Linked DNA regions of Mus musculus: all the other regions are linked to region 1. A link is a loop called in an ENCODE intact Hi-C map of the cell type or tissue named here. Cell type or tissue: heart. All regions are shown on one strand. Region 1 overlaps Lmo7 (LIM domain only 7). Region 2 overlaps Lmo7 (LIM domain only 7). Region 3 overlaps Lmo7 (LIM domain only 7).

The links. Hi-C counts contacts between places; a loop is a spot of excess contacts. Peaks named below come from ENCODE experiments on the same cell type or tissue, not always from the same donor. Only the 100,000 strongest peaks of a DNase experiment are listed, where the experiment ranks them.
Region 2: it touches region 1 in a loop (4-fold over the local background); 12 of 42 quality-filtered maps call a loop at or near these places.
Region 3: it touches region 1 in a loop (4-fold over the local background); 6 of 42 quality-filtered maps call a loop at or near these places.

Annotation. Positions count from the first base shown.
Region 1 is chr14:101,778,603-101,786,602 of GRCm38, reverse strand. The region is part of intron 1 of Lmo7 (LIM domain only 7); the gene reads right to left. Among named protein-coding and RNA genes, the nearest start is that of Lmo7, 53 kb to the right of the region's middle. In heart, a CTCF peak has its summit at 4,499; no DNase peak of the experiment used is centred here.
Region 2 is chr14:101,911,481-101,919,480 of GRCm38, reverse strand. It overlaps Lmo7 (LIM domain only 7), which reads right to left. Exons shown (of 31, transcript NM_201529.2): 17 at 7,321-7,482; 18 at 6,135-6,241; 19 at 5,144-5,204; 20 at 3,737-3,793; 21 at 1,825-1,850; 22 at 1,437-1,541; 23 at 777-869; 24 at 1-272. Among named protein-coding and RNA genes, the nearest start is that of Lmo7, 190 kb to the right of the region's middle. In heart, a CTCF peak has its summit at 7,574; DNase peaks (open chromatin) are centred at 3,410 and 7,310.
Region 3 is chr14:101,882,574-101,890,573 of GRCm38, reverse strand. It overlaps Lmo7 (LIM domain only 7), which reads right to left. Exons shown (of 31, transcript NM_201529.2): 8 at 6,160-6,412; 9 at 5,002-5,283; 10 at 2,918-3,637; 11 at 1,868-1,897. It also overlaps the pseudogene Gm52170. Among named protein-coding and RNA genes, the nearest start is that of Lmo7, 160 kb to the right of the region's middle. In heart, no CTCF peak of the experiment used is centred here; DNase peaks (open chromatin) are centred at 4,093 and 7,423; H3K4me3 peaks cover 4,961 bases; H3K27ac peaks cover 4,774 bases.

The sequences.
Region 1 (8,000 bases):
TTATGCCTTGAATGTGGAAAGTCTCCCATAGGCTCACGTGTTTGAACACATGGTCCTTAGATGATGTTGTTTTTGGAAGTTGTGGACTGTTTAGGAAATGCAGCCTCCCCAGGAGAAGTGAAGACTTCGAGAGACCTTTGCATTTGTAGCTTTCCCTGCTTCCTGTCTCTGCTTCCAGGTCTACGAAGGTACAAATCAGCAGCCTCAAGCTCCTGCATTGACAGCCTACCACCATGAAGAGAATCCCCTCAGACCATGAGGCAGAATAAATCCCTGCTCCTTTAAGTTGTTCTTCCTTGTCAGAACAAGCAGAAAAGTAACCAATATACCCAAGTTTACAAATAAAGAAAAGTAAGTTACAGAAAACTTACTGACATTGAGACTTGGGTCAGCAAGCTTTGAACATTCAATTTGGTGACCTCTAAGTAGAGAGAGGATCCTCCCTCCTGTGCCTCACGCTCCCCAGTCCCTACCACAGGCTCTATGTCACTCAGCTCCTCCCTGGCTAAGATGCAGCTGACCCGTGCGTGCTCAGCACTCATGGGAAATCCAAGTATTCCTCCTAGGACTACATCCAGGCAAGAAGATAAAGCTTTGGGTTACATGAGGTTGATCTCCAGGGGAAGAGTGTGACTTAGGTTTTGGAGAAAGACACAGCTTTCATTCCAAGGCTCACTTAACTCACATAGCCCACAACTCCCACAGGTGAGAAACAAATCCTAGATCTGCCAGTTGCTCAAGGATTAAAAATCAAGGTCTGGGAAAACACTGGTGTCACGCTGGTGTTCTGGCTTGTTAGGTCAACTTGACATCTGAGAGAAGTCATCTTGAGAGGAGGAGACGCTGACTGAGAAAACGCATCTGGAAGATCAGGCTATAGGGAGACAAGTCTAGGAAGCATTTTATTTTTGAACTAGTGACCAATGGGAGAGAGCCCAGCCCATTATGGGTGGGGACACCCCTGGGATGGTGGTCCTGGGGGTTCTTTAAGAAAGCAGTCTCAGCAAGCCATGGGAGTAAGCCAGTAAGCAGCATTCCTCCATGGCAGCTACATCAGCCTCTGCCTCCAGGTCCTCTCCTCCTTCCATAACTATCCTGACTTTCCTCAGTGATAGGCTTGCCTTGAGCTATGAGCAAAATAAACTCATTCCCCCACAACTTGTTTTTGGTCATTGTGTTTCATCACAGCAATAGTAACCATAACTAAGACACTTTGGTGATACACCCTTGGTAGGTGGGAATAACCCTTTAAACCAGAGCTTGTACCATGGTGGACCTGTTAATTTGAAAGTTTTCCTGGACTAGAATCTAGCTTCCCTGTTAAACTGTCTTCTAAATAAACAAATTGGGGGCTGGTGAGATGGCTCAGTGGGTAAGAGCACCCGACTGCTCTTCCGAAGGTCCGGAGTTCAAATCCCAGCAACCACATGGTAGCTCACAACCATCCGTAATGAGATCTGACTCCCTCTTCTGGAGTGTCTGAAGACAGCTACAGTGTACTTACATATAAATAAAATCTTTTAAAAAAATTATTTTGTCCATTTACTGAAAAATTAATAAAAAATAAACTGAAAAATTCATTTCCCCTTTAAGAGTCTAACCCTGTTTTGAAATGTGTGGGCAAAATGGTATTTTAAGGCTAGGCACCTCTGTGAACTGTGGTTAAGTCTCTGAGTTGTAGCATGTGAATTGGTGAAATGATATTGTATATTCAGCAAATAACATAGCTTTGAGGGGCATGATTCCCCAATCACTAGCCTCTATTAAACCTTGGCATTGTACTACATAATATTCTGGAATGTACCAGAGCTATTTCTGCCAATACTAATATCATCTGATAGCAAAACCAAAGCCAACTCACAAGTCTTCCAAGTCTGTGGTCATCAGAATTGCACAGATCACCAATTCTAAACAGAATACAATGTTTCATGGTGGTCACAAGTCTAAAAATTTTTCCAAAGCCATTGCCCTCTTCAAGACCTTCCTCTAAGAGTGGGTGTAGTAATTACACCTCCCAATGCAAGTTCCTCAGGCACGGGCCCACACAGGGAAAGAAACAGCAAAAATATGAAACAGTCTAAACACTTGAGGTTCTCATTCAGTCATTATGGAGCCAAATGCCAGCTAGGCTACATTCCTTGAGCAAAGAAAAGAAGTAAAATAATTTCTGATGCAGGACAAGTTACACCCCAAGCGCCATAATCCACTTTAATCTTATAGCTCAAGCTAATCGCTCTAAGTGGCTATAGTGATGGAGCCCAAAGATAAACACCAATGGGAAGGACTAAGTGAAACTACAAGAAAGGAAGATTCCCTCCAGTGCTGATAGTAGGCACAAATTTGCTTGGGACACAAAACCAAGACCACATGAGCCCTGTTAGCCACAAGTTAAGGTCTCTGGAGACAGCAAACCCCCAAATGTGTTCCTCTTAAACACGTCTATTTTGCTAGCACCTACTACTTATAAAGATTAAATTTTGTCTCCAAACATAGGTCCATACTCCAATTTAAACTGTTGCAAGTGGATAGAAAGTATTCATGAAAAAGTCTCCCCAAAGCCCTGACTACTGCATGAGTTATTTTTTTCCAGATCAACAAGTTTTTAAGTAGTGGGTATACAAGTCGTAAGTGGATGTGAGCATCCATTATCAGAATATTTCAAGTATAGTTATAATGCTTAATATAATCATGGGTTTTCAAGAGTCAAAAGATGCTGTTGTTTTGTACAGAAATGTCTCACACACATGAACAAGTCTCAACAATGGCCTGCCTAGCTCCCCGTGAATTCCCGTGAGAGTCATCACTGTGGGAAACATTCATTTTTAGAAATGGTGTGGCTACATTACAGTTTCAGGTGAAGAGTCACTACTTAGTCCTATATGGACTTCAAATTGAGAGGTCTACCCTTTGGTGACAATGATACAATTCACTCTTCAGTGTAAGTTTGGCATCGAGAGACGGAGTTCGTATGTCTGTGACATAAACATCCCACTCAACGACTCTTCATGGATGTCTACTCCTAAGGTTGTCTGTGGCACTGATCAACAGTGACACAGTTCTTCAGGAATCTACTTGTCAAGCTCCCAGTAACCAACTCAACAAGGAATTCCAGGAAGCAAGGAGAGAGTTACAATTCTATCCCTACTTTGATCTCAAAGAAAATGAAAACCTTTTTTCCACATGAAATCTCAGACACAAACATTTATATTTATTTAGCCTTGCTCATGTTAAGCAAAAGAAGTGGGTGCCACCTAAAAGCTTATCAATCAATCAATGAATAAATTGACTACAATTAAAACCATATAGTGAAATATTGAAGTGCTGATACACGATACAGCATGGATGATTCTTGGAAATAGGCAGAAGGAAAGAAGCCCGACAAAAAAGGTCATGATGTGTCTCCTTTGCATTGTGGGTAACAATTCCACAGAATTAAGATCTCTGCAGTCCATTTATTATCTTTTCCATAACTTCCTTTGTTAGTTTTCAACACACGAGATCTAAAACATACCTAAAAGTATAACAAATGGGGCCCCAGCTCTTGGGTATACAAACTTCCACTAGCTGTCTTCTGTGAGTGAGCCACACTTCCAACTACAGGACTACTAAGAAATCCCTTCCTCAAGCAACTCAGATGCTAAGCTCTTTCCTTTAGACTCTTTCTGAGCCTTAGGAGATCTCAATCACGTTTCCAGTTCACCTCAAAAGTTTAACTTACTAATTTAAAATATCCTTGACCAAGAACTAGTTTTATTTGTACTTACTAGGGTGATTTGTTTAAAAGGTAGAGAATAATTTTTAAACACCATTTTGGAGCTTACTTAAGACATATAATGTACCGTATACTTAACCCATAGACATTGATTAATTGGGTTTCTTCCCCAAATACTGATGGCCTTAGGAATCCTTCTTCAGGAAACCCAGTGACCTCCCTTAGCAACGCTGACGCAGTATGCTGAGAACTATAAGTTCTCTTTGAAAATGGAGAACAGTATCCGGACAGCATTACGTCATAACCAAGAGTGCCTGGTCCTGAGTGATGAACAGCCGTGTGGAGGGATGTTCCTGATGCCCTTTGTCTCCTTGCCTGGTTTGTGAACACCACCTCATAGACTCATGATGCTCCATAGGAAGGACTAACTTGTCAACTCTTAACTGAGTGTAGAGACTCACTGTCTGCAGAGTTAGTGAAACACAGCCAAGTTTGTAGGCCTTTCTCTGGAAGATTCTGATTCAAATGTCTTGGGCTGGCCTAGAAGTTCTCCTCTGACTCTGTGTGTCACTGAGATATGACTACAAGACAAACTGTTTGGATGGGAAGGACTTAGGACCTGCCAAGAAGCCTGGATTCCTCTGGTATGTGTTTGATTTTAAACAGGTACTTCGGGCTTCCTTATGAGAGAACAAATTTGCACCAAACTGTCACCTCCACAGTACTCTTCCTTAGAGGACAAACGAAACAAAGCCTGAAATCCGTCTCTGTTCTTTGCTGCCACTGTCTGGTATGTTCTCAGTACTGCAGGAGTCTAAATATTAATGACTGGATCCAGGCACATTACTAAAAAGAATTTCAACAAAACAGCTCATTGTGAGGTTTAAAACACAACATAAGGTTGTATTTGGTGAAAGTGAGAAATATTTTTATAATACTGCAAAACTGTAGCCTTTACTAAGTATACGAAGGCTTCTAGAGTGTTCCCACAGGAGCATTGTTGGTTCACTCGGATAGATTTTGACACTTTGTACGTAAAAGTTTGTATATTAAAGTAGAGAATCAGTTTACTTGTAGATCTATGACCCTCCGTAGTTCTAAGAGAAGCCTGACAGATAGCTCAATGCCACAACACTAGCCAAGTATAGGTGTAGGCCTGGCTTCAATCCTCAAGACTACAAATGTATATGCATTTTTACAGAAAGAAACCCTGACTTAAGAAGTGTTCAGACGCCAAACTTAAGACTTCTGAGAGTCTTCTCAGTCCTCTTGACAATTTCCCTCCCCCAACAGGAGACTTTCCTGGGGCTCACGGACACAGAGATCTGCTTCCCCGGCCTAGCATTACCATGTGGCAGGCAGTTCAGATCCTCGCTTGACTATGCATCCGAACTGGGCGGGCCTGTGGCAGGGTGGGACTGGATGGGAAGCGGCAGGGCATGGGTTAATCAGGAAAGCTCTAACAGGGTGATTTGCTTCACCCTGGCCGTAAACCACTCTTTGTGTCAAACTCTGGGGCGGGGTTCGCCTGCCTTACAAATGTTTCTCACAGAGGCAAATGGTGTTAGTCATCTAGCTCTGGCCTGTCCTTGGATCCTTCTGCCTCAACTTTACTCTCCCAGCTGAGTATGTCATCTAGAAGAATCTTGCCTCACTCCTCGTCTCCAACCCGATTGGGTGAACAGTCCTCAGAGAGCCATGCACACCTCACTTTCTGTTGAAATCCTAGGATTTACATTTTCTGCATTGCTTAAACTCAAGCCTCAGAGGCTCTGCCCTTCCTCGCTGCTCCGCGGCCACATGCCCCACCCACTCAGGTTCTGCACCTGGCACAGATATGAACACAGGCTCCTCCAATCGATGGATGGATGGATGGATGGATGGATGGATGGATGGATGGATGGATGAATGGATGGATGGAAGGGTGGAAGCATGGCTCGGCCTTAATCTTTTGTCTCTTGAATACTTTTCAAAACTCTACTTTGTACTCCTTAAAAATAGCCATCTTGCTTTGGCTTTCCCAAAGTCACATCGACCCATAAACTCTGACCTTCCTAAAGGCTCAGTGCTTTCCTTAGTCCATTTCCACAGTTCAAACGGCCTCTCTCCACGGCCTCCACAAAGACCAATGTTCCTGAGTCAACCCTTTCCTCCCAGCACCTTCTGAGACTCTGAGTTACTAAGCCAGCAACCCGGGAATTACAATAGCTTTAATTCATCATTCTTAAGGCCACTCTTTTCTGTCCTAGACCAAAAGTTTACTGAAGTCAGGAATCACCATGAGGTGTCAGGTGATCTTCACGCACCACAGTACATGTGCAACAAGTGATTGTGATTCATTTTTAAATCTTTTAAGTCCTTAAAAATTTGAATTTGGCTCAGGCAAAAGAGAGACGGAGACAAGGGAAAACCTGGCAATAGTCAGAGAGAGAGCAAAGACCTACAGCAATGTTCACTAAAGTTTCCCTCCTCCTCAGAAAAGTGACAATTCTCCTACACCCAGGAACAGAGAACAGAGGCAAAGAACGAAAAAGCTGAAGAGGCTGAAGAGCAGCGAAGACAGGAGGGTTGCAGGAGCACATGAAATAATCATCAGGCCGCCCCGAGCGGAGCAGATGGCAGCCACAGACAATGGAGCCCAGCGCAGGCAATATGAAAGTTTGATGAATTTCCTAATAGCGGCATGATGAAAGCCCGGAGTCCAGAAATAGCCTAAAAATAGAACAAATGTCAGGGCTGCACAAAGCCTCATAGTGCCCTTCATTATTTACTCGCCTGTATTTGTACAATACGGCAAGTCTGAAAAGCTGTGGAGTCAAAACCAGTAAGAGATGAGAACCATAATAGTTTATATAATGAATATGAATATTATGCTGTTGGACCCTAAGGTGCGCTGTACTAATTCCAATACAATAATAATAATAATAATAATAATAATAATAAGGCTAAGCATGCACCTGACCCACCATTATAACTACATTCACTAAATGATCCCGACTGCTCACCACCATGATGAGAAGAACTAAACAAAAACAACCCACTGGCAATCCTCACGATGGGCAGAGAGATTTCTACAAGAATATACACTGCAACCTGTGGACTCTAACTTCTATAAACCAAACAAGATGGTCATCAATGCTCCATCACCATAGTGAAATCCTAGCGATAGATGATTAACGTATAATGAGGGAAGGCTCACTTTGGCTTCCATTTGTAGATGGTCTTGTCCATTACCCATGAGCCCCAGTTGTTTGGGGTGTGCCAAGGCAGAACAAGGAAGGAGCCTATAGTAATGTCAAATTACTCTCCTCACAGTCACGAAGCAAAGAACGTAAAAGAAGGAGTCAGTATGCCAAAATGACTCTCTAAAACATACCTCCAATGACCTCTCCAAACACCAGGACTCTGGTGAGCACATCTTTAACACACGGGCTTCTGAGATCATTCAAGACCTAGTCTAAGCCAAGCATGGTTGCACCTACCTGTAATCCAAGCACTCGGGAAGCTGGGGACAATGACTTCTAAGCTAGCCTTGTTCCCCAAAACAAAACTGAAGATAGAGGTTGAAGGTGAGTGCTACAAAGCAGTGGTTTCTGGACACAAACGATGTGACCACTGCCCTCCCGAACACACTGCAGCTGTGGTTTCCTGCAGGAGACCTGAGCAAGACTGGCCCATCACCATTTCAGCATACATGAAGGAGAGGTGCATGAGGCTCAACCCCTCACTAAGGGTCAGGGGCATTGTTGGAGGGAAGGGTTGGGGGGTGGGGGAGATGCAGGATGAAAGTGCAGAAAACATCACATACACATAATAAAGTGTCAAAAATAATAAATTAAAAAAATGTTTGAATTAATAACCTACAAAGACACAAATAATATCAAAAACACTTGGAGATTTCCCAAAGTGACGTAAGAGGACAAAAAAATCCATCTGAGAATGGTCTCATGAAGACTCCTGGCTTGGGCAAACCACGGCACGGAGCGGAAGGAAGACAGTAGAGAGGAGCTGAGTACTGTGAAGACGAAGCTGTTGAGTCAAGCTAGGGGACAACGCAATCATTTAATGATGGGAAAGACTCTCTAGGATATGACTACAGCCAACTAGAGCACAGAAGAACGTAGCTGAAGTTGAAGCAAAAGTCATGGAATTAGAAGCTTCTAGACTTCATAGGCCCTCTGGAAGTTGGAAAGACTACAGGCAACACAGAAGCCTTGGATTCTCAAAAAGACAAAGAGTATCTGAGTTGGGCGTGGTGACCCAGGCCTTTGATCCCAGCATCTTGGAG
Region 2 (8,000 bases), 130 kb before region 1:
TCTGCCCAGGCCTGGGCCTCCCGCTGCTTGCGGCGCTCCTCTTCCTGAGCCTCTTGCTCCTTCCGTTTCTTCTCCTGCTCAAGTTCCTGCAGCTTCTGACTTTGGTCCTCATACACAGCATCGTCTTCCAGCTGTCCCCTGTCCTCCTCTCCCGCTCGGGTGCCTTCGCTGTCCAGAGACTTGGACCCTTCACTCCACGTGGCTTCCCAGGTGGCGGCCACAGGCTCCCGGGAGGTCAGAGAAATGCTGTTGGAATTTAGGACCATCAGCTCCTAGGCAGCCCATAAAAGAAAGCAAACACGTCACTGTCACCATCTGTCTCTCTATCATTTCGTACAGAGAGGAGATTAATGGTAAGCAGCCAAAAAGATAGTCACAGTGCCTTAAAAAAAAAAAAAAAAAAATCCCAGCACTTGGGAGGCAGAGGCAGGCGGATTTCTGAGTTCAAGGCCAGCCTGGTCTACAGAGTGAGTTCCAGGACAGCCAGGGCTACACAGAGAAACCCTGCCTCGAAAAAAAACAAAAAACAAAAAATAAGAAAACAAACAAAAAACAAAGACTGAGGTCTAAGTTGGAGCAGAAAGACTACTCCAAAATTCCAAGGAATAACTGCTTGGTGCTATACAAGAGAAAAGTTAAAATAGCAAGGCAAATTTCTAACATACTAGAATTCAATACAGAGGTGAGAGTGTCTAGGAAAATGGGGTGTGGTGTCCTCCGCTAGGTTCTCCAACAAGGTATAGAGAAGAATAAGAACAAGGCGTGCGTCATGGTACCTCATCCAGGTACTTGGAATTCTCTCTCTCCGCCTCCTGTTGGGCTCTCTGCCACTCCTCCCTCAGCTTCTCCTGCTCACGCTGGTATTTTTCCTGTGAGGAAATAGGGCATAATGATTAATCAAGGTTGCCTTCTCATGGGAAGCAGAATATTTTCCATTAACAATTTTGCTGTCTCTAAACCTTCATGTCACTCTTTCATGTGACCAATCAGAGTTTTAGTCCTGGAAGAAAGAGGAAAAAAAAAAAAAAAAGGTCTTGCATTAAGCTAAAATACAGGTGTCAAGAAAGAGTAGGCACCTATGCCCAACCTTTACTGCTGATGTAAATTCATCAAGGCCTCCAGCTAGGATAAGGGAGGCTGATTGATGGCAAACCAGATCTCTTCTACTGCTAACAAGGACAAGTGCTCACAGTCTGGGCGTGTCACTCTTCACTGGGTCCATAAGGGTTAATGTCTGATAGTTTTGAAAACCACCAAACTGGAAAAGTAAGGGTCGGTGCAAAATATGCACGCAATACGCAACAGTCTTAGCTAGTGGTGAGGACGATATCTTGGTTCTGCTTTTTTTCAAGCTTGCTTCTCAAGACTGGGTGGCACAGGTGAGAAGAGCCCAATGAAAGCCGAGCGCCGGATTCCCGCAGGCTGTGTGGAGCTACCTGCAATAGGCGATCTTGCTCTTTCTGCCACCGCTCCTGCCTCCGTCTCTCCTCCTCTTGATCCCAAGCCCAGCGACTCGGGGCACTGAGGGTTGGAACTGGAAGCTAACCAGTTTGTGGCACAGGAGAATGGAAACACAGAACACCACGTCACTAAGTCATCTACTGAAACACGTCCACACTCAGCAATCATTGATTTCAACGCTGGCTTATACCACAATGATGCAGACATGGTCTCACAGATCAGCGTCAGTCTTTCCAGCTTACAACATGACAATCTGATCAACATTGATGCATCTTAACACTAAACAAGAAATAGTACTGTGTAGTAGCCCTGTCCTACCCAACTTCCCTCACATAGGACCAACTGCAAAAGTCTAATACTCACATCGGGGGCCACAGAATCCGAGCTTCCTGCGAGCAAGGAAGAAAGGCACAACGTGAGTTTCCATTTCTCCAAAGTAATTCTTTTCACAGCACTAGCTGTCCCTGCCAGCATAGGAGTGACATCAGCCTTCTGTTTAACCTTTCCCTTCAGTTCTCTTGGGAACTCGTCATCCAAATTCAAATTTAATAACAGAGGAAACCGCTGGTACCTCAGACTCTTAGAAACAGAGCCGAGCCCACTTTACCGCTTCTGTTATTTGAAACACAAGTATTCAAGTTTGATGTGTAACCCAGCAGGCACAGTGTTGTTGTTGTTGTTGTTATTGTTATTATTATTATTATTATTATTATTATTATTATACTCTATTGTTGCTTTCTGAGAATGAAACCCAGGCTGACCTCAAGCTCAACTAATGTAGCAAACAAACACTGACTGTGAACTTTGAGTCCGTCTGCCTCCAACTTCCATGTGCTGGGACTTCAGGTGTGGATGCCCCTGCCCCTTTAATCCAGGATGGTCTTGAACTTTTAATTTTCCTGCCTAGCCTTGGCATTCGAGCTGGGTATGACTACACTCGGTTAGCTTATTCCTTCTTTCATCAGGGAGCTTGTATAAATATGTGTCAACACATTGTACAATTCTAGAAAAGTGAAATTTCAGAAAGTATAGTATTATACAGTATTTAGAAATTTTTCTGAAATCTCCACCGTCACATAAATTATTCACTTATATAACTATTTTTTTTAAGTTGTCATAAGAATTAGGAAAATTCTTGTCCCTAAAATAGCTCACTGAAGAAAAATTAGAGAAAACTAGAATAAAGACAAGGCATTATTTTGTTTTAGCCAGCTTGAATTAGGTGTGTGATATCACTTCAACTGAATAACCACAGAAAACAATAAGTTTAGTAAAAAAAAAAAAAAAATATATATATATATATATATGAATCAAAAGCACCAAGGACAGCTGATAAACTCTATTTATGGTCTGAGAGGAAACTTAATCTACTTTAAGAAGAATATTAGGTAATAAACACAACAGACACAAACCCAGTAGGTATCATAAAGCAATTTTTGAAATGTTTCATGAATCTTTAAAGAAATAGTAACATTTCAGATAGCAACAGTAAATCTCCTGTCATGTTGCAACTAAAATGTTAGATATTACTTTTAAGTTCCTCATAGCAAAACAGAGTTGAAACCACATTCAGGAGACAGAGGGTTAGACAGATGTGAGGATGAAGAGAAGCCGCATGCATCACACCTCACGAGGCAGTTCGTGCAGCTACACCAACATAGATGACTTCTCAGTGCTCCTGTGTTAGGTGCCACCAAATCTCCTTTACTTTACATTGCCTTTGACATCAACAGAGTCATCATTCTATGCCTTCCAACTCCATCATTCCAATAACGACAAGTAACTCTGCTCTTCAGGAATGGTATCTCCCATGACCAGAGCCAGGTTTGTTTGTTTGTTTTTGCTGTTTTGGGAAGTCTACCAAACATATGTTGGTGTAATCTAATGGCAAGCTGTGCAAGTGACGGAAGCAGGAAGCTGAAAATGAAATTCCTCAAGTCTTCCTGTTACCCGGTGGGGAAACACGTGTGTGTAGCAGCATCTCAGTGCGTGGGTGGTTTTGCTTTGTTTCCTTCACAAGGTTAAGAGAGGGGGGGGGGGAGAAACAGCTGGAAAGCTAGACAAAGGACACGCAAAGCCCGTTACCACAGAGGTAGACCCAGGAGCTGTAAGAAAAGCCTGGCCATCCTGGGGAAAGAAGGGAAACGGGTTACGTTGCTTGGTCACAAGAATAGCAAGATGGAAAGAGACTGGTGCCTGGAAGCACAGACTACAGAAGGCTGGAGTGAGAGATGAGATCATGAGAGCCCGGGAATAGTTTAGCTTGTCGGTTTACCTTGTTCAAAAAATTGTGATCGCCTTTTTAAATTTTTCAAAGAAATGGATTCTGATGCTAGTTGGAAAATAAGAAAATAAATACCACGTCATTCTTCCAATCCTTAGCAATATTATTTTCCAAATAACAAAATTGGTAGCCACTGAAGAGAAGAGATTATTTCAAGGCAGACACACACGTTTGAGTAGTCTACACGACATTCTAATTAGTAAAAGGAACCAATGCTTGTATTAATTATTTTTAGTCGGTAGCATCGTACCGTCACAGCAAGGAGAGGCATACAGTCTTCTTAAAGCATAATGTCCCCCAAGAAATGAAAACTAGCAGTTTTTGTTTAGGTTAATCAACCTAAAGTTAATTCTCCCCAAGCGCTTTTACAATATGATAAAGGGGAATTGAAAAGCATCTAGAGGAGACGTCAACAAAAGCAGTTCACCATAAAGAACAATCCAGTGAAAACAACTGCTGCTGACTTTTTAACTAAACAACCCTCGAGTAGCACAGAGTCCCAAGGTCACAATGTAGACGTCATATCAATTGGCTCTACTATTCGGGCCACTGGCAGAACAGAACAGGGATCCCTTCGATTTTAGTATCATGAAGGAATATAAGCAATTCTCATTTTAAAACTATGTGGATAAAGGAAAAAATAAAACCAACCCCAGCTTCTAATTATTAGAAATGAAGGGCAGAGATACTAATCACGGGAGATTCACAGACTTTGATCAGCTTTGTTCAATGTATCTGCCCAGGTATGTCTAAAGTCACCAAAACAAACAGTCCTACGACAAGAGGCCCTGGCTCATGGTGTAAGACCTGTAGCTTTTTCTAGCTTCTTTTCTGCTTATATGGACCTGAAAACTCTTTCTGGTATGTCTACAGAATAGCACACAATATTCAGTAGCTAGATTATTGCTGAACGGTCAAAGCAGAGAGTGAGAACTCTAACATCAGCCTGGACACTCTGCCATCTTTTTTCAGACAAGTGTGCCTTCCCTCAACTGTTGCTGCCATTGGTGTTTCTCTGCCAGGATCTGCCCCCTGCACATTGGTCCTTTTTAAAACAGTGAGGGAGGAAGGGCAGCCTCACCATTTTGTGTTTAAATGAAGATCCTTCTGCCAACACTCCATAGCCAGGAAGCTGCTGGCCCTGGGAAAATCTGTTCTCCCTTGGCTTAGGTACCCAGAGCCCTGAGCAGGCTGCTGAGCTTGTTTAGAGATCTTGACACATTCCAGGCTGGCACTGACTCCCTCTCACCTGGCCACAATTGCATCTACATGCTATTTGGTTTAAACTTGCTGTGCCTCCAGTTTTCCTTCACTTACAGATATTAACTTTTATGGCAGATCTTGAGCTTATGATTTACCATGTGCAACCAACAGAAGCAATTTAAGAGTGAGTTTTACCTTTTGAATCAAAGGGGTTACTTTCCTCGTGAATTCCATTGACTTCTTTGGATTCAGTATACTGGAAAGCGGGAGAAAAGCTAATTAACATTCTGTCTGATTGGACTTCGGAATTAAATAATGTATCTCTCATTAGGGAAAAGTATCTTTAAACAAGATGGGTTTTTCAGGGTGTTGATTAATTCCTCGTAGCTTATGTGTAGTAAAATCTTAATGTTTTTCATGACTCTCCAATACTTGTAAAAGGATTAATGACTAGCTGCAGGCAAAGATGACCATAAGTTTAATCAGTCATTGATGTTCTTAGAGGCATGATAGATAAAATAATCAGTCCTTCATTTGGTTTATATTTATGAGTAGTAAAACAGCCATTTAAGATTCTTTAACATTTCAATCCTTCAAAACTGTATTAATACTTTCTTATATTAGATAAGTTTATTCAGGTCAAAGTTTAAATTATCAACTGAAAATGAATAATTATGATTAGAAATAGATGCATTTTTTAAAAAAAACTGCATGAAAAAAATACTGCTTTTAACGTTTTGAAATTTCATACATTATAGTTTTTGAATCAATTCACAAAACTGATGATGTCTTGGTCACATAAGCAATCCAATCTATCAGATTCACCATGTAAGAATTAAGATGCTTTGTGAGGCTCCATGGTGCACACTTTACCAGTTGACTGGAGAGCACACAGATCACTTATAGCATGCAATCTTCCACATTAGCTCTTTCTCATTCACACAGATCTGAGAGAGGCCTGTGATGTTGACACTGGTGAGCACCACGGGCAGAACATCATTATGGGATGTCAATATCATTACATAACTCAATAATGATAGGCTGCTAATAAAAACGTATTTTCAAAGCTACACTTAGTCTAGGTACTCAGTATACCCTAACTTTATCTTATATTGTATCAAAATGATTTCACAAACCATTGCTTCCCCCATATCTATGGCCTCTAGGGGTACTCTGTTCTACTTACAGGACTCTGAAGGCTTTCAGAGAAATCAGTTGTGACTGATAAACTTGAAGACTTGTCTGAGTTGTAAATTCCTGATGTTGTATCGATCCACTTTGTTTCAGATGAACCTATAATTTTGGTAGCCACACTGGTAAGATTGAGGGTTTTATGCCGTATAAATGGCAGGGAAGGTTGGTCTTTGCCCCAGTCTGATTGGCACATGAAGATCAAGTAAGGAATACACATAGACGGTAAAGTGGAAAGAATACAGTTACTGAATGCACAGATATAAAATGTACACAGATAGATGTACAGACAGTCAGACAGGTGAATCAAGTCACATGTAAATGACAGAGACTTTAGGGCTTTAGCCAGCAGACCACCTTCCCAAGACACAAAAGTTAAAAAATCACGGTAGTTAGTAACAAGAAAACTAGCAAATGTGCTGATTCTTTTCTTAAATTGGGACTACATGTTATATGCCAATAGCAAAGACTGAAGAGACTCAATGCTCCCTTCCACCTGACCATCACCTATGACACAGAAACACTATGGTATAAAAAGCAGATTAAACTGCTATGAGAATAGGTAGGAACATGTCCCACTGGGACCTTGAGGGCAGCAGTATAGTTGAATAGTGCAGAGAACAGGAAACTGGACAGCCATTCTTTTTGGCTGTTCTTGTTTTTGTTTTTTTTTTTTTTTTTTCTGAGACAGGCTGTCCTGGAACTTACTCTGTAGACCAGCTGCCCTCAGGCTCAGATATCCACCTGCCTCTGCCTTTCCAGTCCTAGGATTAAAGGTGTGAGCCACCACTGCCCACCTCACACTGCCGTTTTTAATGCTTAGCTTTGTGATCATGAAGATCAAGTAACGAATACACACAGTTGCTAAAGTAGAAAGAATAGTTGCGACTCCCAGGTACAGATACATTTGCTTTTAATTGACATGTACATTCAGCTCTATCAGTTACAGAAAAAAGCAAAATGGTGTCGAATTCAGTAGATTTGCTAGTGAAGCATTTTCAGAAAGAATACTCAGAGGCAGTGTTTGTGATTTGTCCCAACAACGATGACAAAACAACTGTAAGCACAAAGCTATGTAAAATGGGGGTGGGGAGAGGATTAATGAAGCCAACTGTTAGAACCATCTGCCCAAGTTGGGTTTCCTTATTTAAAAAGCCAGACACAGTGGGAAGTGAACTCACCAGACTTTCCGTAACGCCGGACGTCCATCACTAAGTTTCCAGTTTCTTGGGCGTTTGCCATAACTTCCTCCCACTTTTTTGTATCCTTATATGAAAACTTGGTGTTATTGATGGCAAGAATTTCATCATCTACCTGCAGCTGAGAAAATTCTGCTGGGCTACCTAAACAACATAAAGGGAACAGTTGGATGAAGAGAAACCTGTACAGTATGCTCTCTGCTGTTTCTTTAAATTAAAGAGAATGACTTTTTCATCTCAGCAAGTTCAATTCATTTCCAGTAGGGGAGTAACACCGATATTTTCATATGTATCATATCTCAGATATATCTAATATCTGAATCCTTACACCACATGAAGTACCAAGGGCATTATTTATTTCATAGTCTCTATCTTTGTTTACATGGAAAGGAGAAATTTTAAATTCAGACAATAAAAAAATAACTTAATCATCTGAGGGACAAAGAGAAGCAATGTAATTATTTTTAAACTAAAAATGTGAAATATATACATTAATTGAGCATCAACTAGAACTCTGGGGGTGGGAAAAGAAGGGGAAAAAAAGAGTACCACATAAAACTACCACGAAAGCACAATGATTACAACAATTTTAAAAGAGCCAACTCAACACACAGTTCTGGATAATAGGAATCATTAAAGAGGGACCTCCTCTCATAGACAGA
Region 3 (8,000 bases), 100 kb before region 1:
ATGTAAGGAAATCACTGGTAACTTGGACAAAAAAAAAAAAATAGGAGAAAAAGGGGGAAATTAAATAACCTTACAACTGCTTCTAAACAGAGCTGCATTTTCTAAGACACATGAGGCCCCATTATCAGACAAGTCATGTAATATTCATTGGTCTCAATTAACTGATTATCTTGCTGTATTTGTATAGTTACCTTAGCCCAACACTACAGGAGGATTTTTTTTTTTTAAATAGCCTTTTCAATCAAATGCTGATAACCAATACAACCAAGTCCAATACTTGCAAGTGCTGACTGGAAGCATGTGCTGCCGACTGGTACAGTTAAGAAAAAGATCCTTCAGCATTTTGAGGTTGGATGTTTACATTTTCTTTATGGGTGTCTGTGGTAAGGGTGGGTGCATAGTACTGGGAACCGAACCTATAGCCTCGGGCAAGCTAGGCATGAATTCTACCATGAAACCCACTCTTGCCCTGGGAAATTCAAGTCACATCACAACTGATACTCTAAGAAAAAACAGGTAGGGCCAAGTCAGAGGTAGTTACATGCTTACTACACACCTCCAAGTATTTACTCTCTGGGTATTTTTAGACCCCCTTTTGGTAACCTATTTTAGAGATATGTTTATGCTACAAAGCCAAATGAACATTCCTCATGAAAGTTAGTCAGGATGCTTGAAGCTTCAAGGGGATTTTAAATCAAGTTAAAACAGCTTTCCTGCAATGAACTGATGAACAGATATCGAAGGGTTATGCCAAAAACTAATTTCTTCCCCCTCAAACGCCACACTGGGAAGGGTAACGGCAATAGCTGCCTATCCCTCAGTCGTGTCTTCAACATCTAGAGTTCTTACGGTGAATTCTGTTGACAATCTTGGTAGCTTCTAAAGTTTCCAAACTATTAACACTATTAAATACCGTTAAACTTAGAGGTTCAGAGAGATTAGACAAACTATGGTAAGGGGACAACTCCTGAGTCTGATTAAAATATTGAGTGTCCTTCACCTCTCCTCCTCAAAAACTATTACCAATTGATTTCAGTTACAGAAAGCCAGGTAAAACTGCATTGAGAATGAATAACAACTTAAAATAGTCTAGAACTGGGAAAACACGTGAGACAATCAGATTTATATTACATTGACATGTTTATCCACTGAATTTTAAATACCGGTAGACCAAACCTGCGAAATAATTTAAATATATTTCTTGTAACAATATTGGAAATGACCAAGATTACTTTTTATAGTTTTGAAAGTCTAGTTTGTTCTTTATAGGCAGCTACATTACAGTAAAATTTCTACCGTAATCAAGAATCTTGGAAATATCTCCTAAAACTATTAACTGTGCCCACTAATAAAATTCCTCAGGAGCTAAGTGTGTGAATTCTGCCAGCTACCTGAGTTCTAACATTAAGCAAGCAGTCATATCTTTTCCTATCACAGGCTCTCAAAGACGTAATTTATGGGGGAGACCTTCAACAAAAAGAAACCAGAAGCTTAGTGTATTGTAGGAATCATATAGCAAAACGAGCGTAGTCTTAGCATGATGCTTTGTGACTTTCAGTCATTACATTAAAAAAGAAAATGAAAAAGAAAAAGTGGTGGAGTTAAATTTTAATACAGCCAAAAATAAATAAATAAATAAATAAATAAATAAATAAATAAATGATACTGCTTTATACAACTGTTCATGCATTGGGCATTTAGATACAAAAATATTGCTATAGGGTTGCAATGTTAATAAAAAGTAAGTAGACGTCCCATGCACTGCACACAGCACTCATTTAGTGACATGCCAGGACAGAGGTGCGGTGAGTTACAGAGGAGACAAACAGATAGGAGGGATTATTTTTAATGGGAACCATACACTTACCCATTCTCACCATAGATCTTTTGAAAGAGTCTAAGAAACCAAAAAACCAAACATTAAAAAGGGTCATTCTCTCCAGCGGTGTTCGCTTCTAAGTACTCGACGTCTTTAACTTGAGTTTAACTGCAAATGGGCAAATCTGAACCAGCTGCCCTTAGCTGCTTCTTAAATATCAACTTTTAAGTATATCAACTTTTAGTCCGTCTCCTATGTCAACGAACTAAGGTCAAATAATATCAACATTTTCTACACTTGATCTTAGCCAAAAGGCCGAGAAGCGATATATCAACATTTTCTAAATTTACTCTGAGCCAACAAGTTCATAAGAAAAGGCCTCCACTTGCCAGGAGCTAAGTTAGATTTAGGGCCATTCGCTGTATTGAGCCTGGTCAAATTTGCCCGTTCCCCACCTGTAGCGAGCCGAAGAGCTATCAGGAAGCCACGTGGCTCGTTTTACAGAAATGGCCACAACTACAAACAAATAATTTGACAGACTCATGCATTTCAATGGAATTTGCACTGAACTTTATAAATAAAAATGCTACAAACTGACAGTTCACAAAACCTAGAATGACCACAAAAATCGACTTAAATGAAATCTGCAATCACATAGTTTTCAGAAAATATTTAGCTCAATTAAAAAAAAAGAGACTGCAAAATATGATAAACACATAAAATCAAACCACAGCAAGACTGCCACAAAAGTGGTAAACATGATGATAAAAACCCGCAGACACAATTAGAATATATTTTTGTCCAATGTCACATCAGAATGTTCTAATGGACTCTTTCAAGCCAGGGGCAAGCTTTGCATATACCTTCTCCAGTCATCCTAAGCTGAGTAAATGTGGAATTGTATGGAATCACACGTCTTCCATGAACTGACTAAAAGTTTCTCAAAGCCAAATAATTTTTTTTTAAAACAGGATGCTTCAAAACGGCACACAGCATGCAGAGCTGAAAAATGGATGCGGCTTTTTTTTTTTCCCCAATAAGGAAAGTTACACAAGAGCATCCATCACAAGCCAACTCCTTGCAGAAACACACTCTGACCTCTCAACCATCAGCCGCTTCCTGTGCCTAAGCCTGCTGGCCTCCCAGATGGCCTCCCACTTCTGCAGGTCGGCCTCGCTGCAGGGGCCAGGCTTGAAACTGATGGGAGGTACAGCAGTCCCCAGCTTCCAAGACTGGATCTTGCGAGCCAACATGTCGTCTTTCTTCTGTCGATAGGAAGGGACTAACACTCTACAGCCGCTGCTTTGTTCTTTGGGTGGGCGTGTCCTTTCGAGCACAGAGAGAAACTTCGCTTGGATTTCTGGAGGTAGGGTCCAGGGTTCAGGGAAAGGGACTGGCTGGTACCTATCCGGGGCCCCAGAAAGGGGCACTTCTTTCTTCTGAGCTGGAATCCTGCGGACAATCATATCATCCTTTTCTAAATCTGGAAGTACGAGTTCACCTTCCCGACACTGCAAAATTATATCTCGTTCCACGGCATCGTCTGGCTCCGAGAAACTTCTAAAGTCTTCAAAGGCTCGAAGGACACACGGATTTGCATGGAAAGCCCCTGTTTTTCTGACAAAGAAATCATCATTTTCTAAGTCGGGATCTAGGGCTGGCAGCTCAAGGTCATGGGCTCGATAGCCTGGTGCGGGAGAGCGATTCTTCCTGCGAGTTATGAGCCTGGGGCCAGAGGTAGGATCGAGTTTGACACTTGTTTCCGAGGACAAGATGTCATCAGAGTAGGTTTGGAGGGCCTGAAGCAATAAAAACTGACTGATGCACAGAAAAGAGAAAAGGGAGGGAGAATCGTAGTAAGTATGAGGAGAAAGACAGCAGACCAACCAGTAGTCATCGGGGTTTATGGAGGGCGGGGCTTATTTTAGGAGCGATGGAAGGGAGTATTACAAACAAGACAAATATTCAAAACTAGTCTCTGACTTTCCTGGAGTATCATCTAAAGAAACACGAGGCTATACTCCCAGGAAGAGTGAATACTATCAAGGTCAAGTCATTGACCTACAACTAAGATCAAGTGTACCTCCCAGCCTAGGCCTGGGCACCGCTCCTTGTACCAACTTTCTAATTCCATTATCCACAGTGGCTCGTCCCCTCCCTAGAGAATGTGTGATCAAGAGTTGGCCGTCATATACTGTATGCCAAGAGTACACACTGTTGTATTAATAGCACGTTGATTTCTACCGACTTTGCGGCAACACCCTCATGCGGAAGGCAGGATGCTTGTTACACACTGTGCCTTTACCCTGGGTCATTACGTTCCCATGACTCGGTACTCCGGGTCTAGGTTAAAGTAGCAGCAGAAGCAGTCAGAGAAGGTGTCTGGTCAGCCACAAGCAGGTAGCTCATGCAGACAGGTGCACCTGGATTCCTGCAAAGCACTGCTGGTCCTCCTGGCTGCATGGGTGTCACGTGACCTCATAGCGTGTTTGGTAGCTAGCTCCAGCAAGAGTGAAGGTCTTTGGTAGCTGCTGTCTAACCTATGGTCTGCCTTTTCTAGTCTACTGAAAATGGTGGAGCTTTGGAAAGAGCCCGAATCCTCATTCTCAGAGTCAGAATTCCTTCTGCCGAGAAGTGACAAGGAGAAAGGGGTGGGGGGTGGAGGAAGCAAAGAAAGAAATGAAGAGGAATGTAAGCTTGGAAATCAAATGCTGAGATAGAAATAAGAGGGGGGCCTTTTAAAGTCTAGAATCTGGAATATTTTATTGTGCTGCTGTTGTTGTTGTTGTGTTTTAATAATAGAAATATAGGCCACAGGCAGTTTATTAAAAGAAAAAAAAAAGTACCCTCAGGGGGTGGAAGGGAGCTTACAAGTAGGTCAGAAAGTTTCTTTTTCTTTTGTTTTCTTTTGTTTTGTTTTTAGAGACAGAGCCTCATTTTGAAGCTTAAGACTTTTTTTCAAACTTTTAATCCTCCTGCCTCAGCCTCCAGAGTGCTAAGATTCTAGGCATAGGCCCCCCTGTATAGTCTAAGGATAACACTTAAACATTTTTCTTTAATTATCAGAGTTCTACAGATGTTAGAGGGCAAATCAAGCTTTCTGGCTCCCTAACTGAAAAAAAACCAAGACACAGACTCCACCAGACTGGGACAGAGAACACCAGGAGCATGCAGAGACAAACCTGAATCCCTGAAATTCCTTATACCATGGCTTATAAGTCTCTCTTTTAATTTTTTTCCAGTTCATATCTTCTGGAGTCCAACATTTGGGAAGGAACTGATCAAAAGAGCTCCCTGGACTTGGCATGACGGGGCTAAGCTTCCGCACATACAGATCATCCTTCACAATGTTGGGCATGCGCGTGAGCTTTTCCTCTTCCTCTTCTACACACCAAGAAGAGGTGGAAGTTTCTTGGACTGTGTGCCAGGTCTCCATCTTGGGACCCCAGGTTCTCCTCTGGGTACTGTTCAAAATATCCAACCAGGTTAAAATACTGTGTGAGCAGTTTGTGGCGAAGAACCCGAAAGGCATGCACTCTACCCTCTCAATGCTTACACCCCTGTGAAGGAAATACGTTAACTCCGCATCTCAACACCACAGCTCCTAGGGCCAAAGTCAGACATTACAGCATCACCTCACTTTAGCTAGAGAAAAGCTGGATACCCAGGGCTATGTTAAGAGAAAGACGAATTCTAAGCACATTACCTGTTGCTTTTGTTTAATGCAATCAGCAGCAAGATAGATACCCAAGACCCAGGATAAATAGATGTCTGACCTTGTTAGTGTATGTAGCCCAGAGGCTAGCGTATCAAGTGAAAATACTCAAAGACAAGAGTTGACAGATGGGTTATGAGAGGAAACCCTCAGGTCTCTTTTCCACTTGGAATCTCTGGTTGGCTAAGTCAATCCAAAAACACATCAGGCAACCCGGCTTTCAGAACCACGAGGCTCCGTGCGGAAAGACGGATTTGAAAAACCGTCCTTTACTCTGCTAAGTCGGTGGGACAGTAAGGGTTTCTTTTCATGTCCACTGCTATCAACATGAAAGAAAAACAATGGAAAGAACACAGCAGAGCTCACATCGGTGATCCAGGGAGCTGAAACACACCAATAAACTGAGGGCATGCATCTAAAAGAAGCCCCGGTCATTGGATGCTGGCGTTCTGAAACACAATAACTGTCTTCAACATAGGACTGAAAACAGAGGTAAAAAAAGAAATTCCCATTAGTGGTATGTGCTAACTATACTTTAAATAGCCATTTCGTTAACCTTGTTAAACCTCATTAAACAGTTCCACAAATCCAGAAAGCACTCCGTAACCACATCACATGATACTACCTTGAAAATGTTCCGTCTGTTTCTGTGTAGACCGGGCTTGCCCAGCTCCTCCTGTTATCCTCGTGTTTGTCTGGCCTCTTCTTCCTCAAAGGTGCTGGCACATAGGACGGCTGCTTGCTTTTGTTCGGCAAGAAACGATTGAACGGGAGAGCTGACTTTGGCTCAATGGCTGAAATCCTTCGGTAGGACATATCATCTTTGTTGTAATCCTGCATTTTGAATGTAAATTCCCAATCGATGTCACTTTCGCAACCTATAACGGCACAAAAACTTGCTTTACTCTCCAGGGCTCTCCTGCTGAAGCCCCTTCCCTCAGCATATTCTCCTCTCCCCTGGAAACCCAGGGCTGCTGCTGAAAGGCCTGAATATTTTTAGAACTTTGTCAAGAAGTTGTGATAAGACCCACGAGGAGGGACTTGCCTTCCCACTGGAGGCACACACGTAGTGCATTCTTCTGCAGTCATGATAAGCAGATAAATCCCCCAAGCCCTGGACAGTCCCTTCTCTTTCCAACCTTCTTTGACACCACAGTGCTTCATAAATCTGCTGAGGTATATCACCTGATAAAATCCAATGAGACAGCGCAAGTCTACAGGAACTCAGTAATATAACAAAAGGCAGGAAGCCATCAGATTTCCAGGAAGTAACAGTCAAGCATAGAAACCAAAGGAAGATGGAGCAAGATTCAATGGTGATAGACAGACCCCTGTAAGGCCACTCTTAGGGACATGGATCCTACATCAGAGAAGCCAGGCTAGATGACATCTGAAGTCCTAATGAATTATATCTTATGCATACACGAGAGCACCAAACTAAAGCTTACTTGATAAGCACAGAAGCTGTAATGGAAACCAGGAATTGTGGTTAAAACTCTACTTAAAAGCAGGTTTAACGGGGGTGGGGGGGATTAAGAGGAGGGGGAGAAGGAAAGAAGGGAGAGGAGAAGGAGGAAAAGGGAAAGGAGAAAAAGAATGAGAAAGTATTTGTGATAGATCCCAAGGATAGACAGAAACAGATAATAATATATTCTCTAATTAGAAGAAGGAGGGAAAGAAACAGCTCTTAAAAACCCAATAAGAATAGAGAGAGTAACCACACAAGTCGCCTGCAGTAAACTCCTTCCTGTCCCTTGTTCCCTGCCTCCAGTGCACTTGTAAAACGCCAGTAGTTGGTAAGGGTTGCAGACTTCCTCCCTGCTGCAGAAGGCGGCTCCCCTCATAGCTACTGGCTGTCAGCACACCAGCCAGGTTAACGTGACCTAACACAGTTTGCCTTTGTCACCTGCCAGGCAGGAATGAACAGCAAACAATGCCAATATGGTTCAGAGGAAGTGGTCTGACACAGCTATGTCACAAGAACCGGTGAAAGGGGAGTCTGGGTGGAAAGACAGCCACAGCCAGGACAACCAGAGTCATTAAGCTACTTTCCCTGTTTTGTGTGTGTGTGTGTGTGTGTGTGTGTGTGTGTGTGTTTGTTAAACACTTTCTTTTAAAAGAACAAGAAAAAAGTTGCTTTCCTTACTAAAACCTACTAGTAAAATTTGTAAATCACATTCCATTTGTTTTTTGAAGTTTTAAACTTAAAAATATTATTTTTAAGCCTATATACAAATACCACTCCTGATGTGTTTTCATATAAAACTCATTAAATGCACAGTTTTCTAATCCTAAAAATATTATCCTAAGTGTGGTTACCACCCACTATAATTGTGTGGGTAGCAGAATTTTAATACAGTAATCACAGAAAAGCTTCATGCTCCTGGAACCCAGCTCCCTCCCACTACCCTACTTAGAATTGTCTACCTGTCTAGCCCTTAAACAAGGTTCCCTTGCACTGAGACT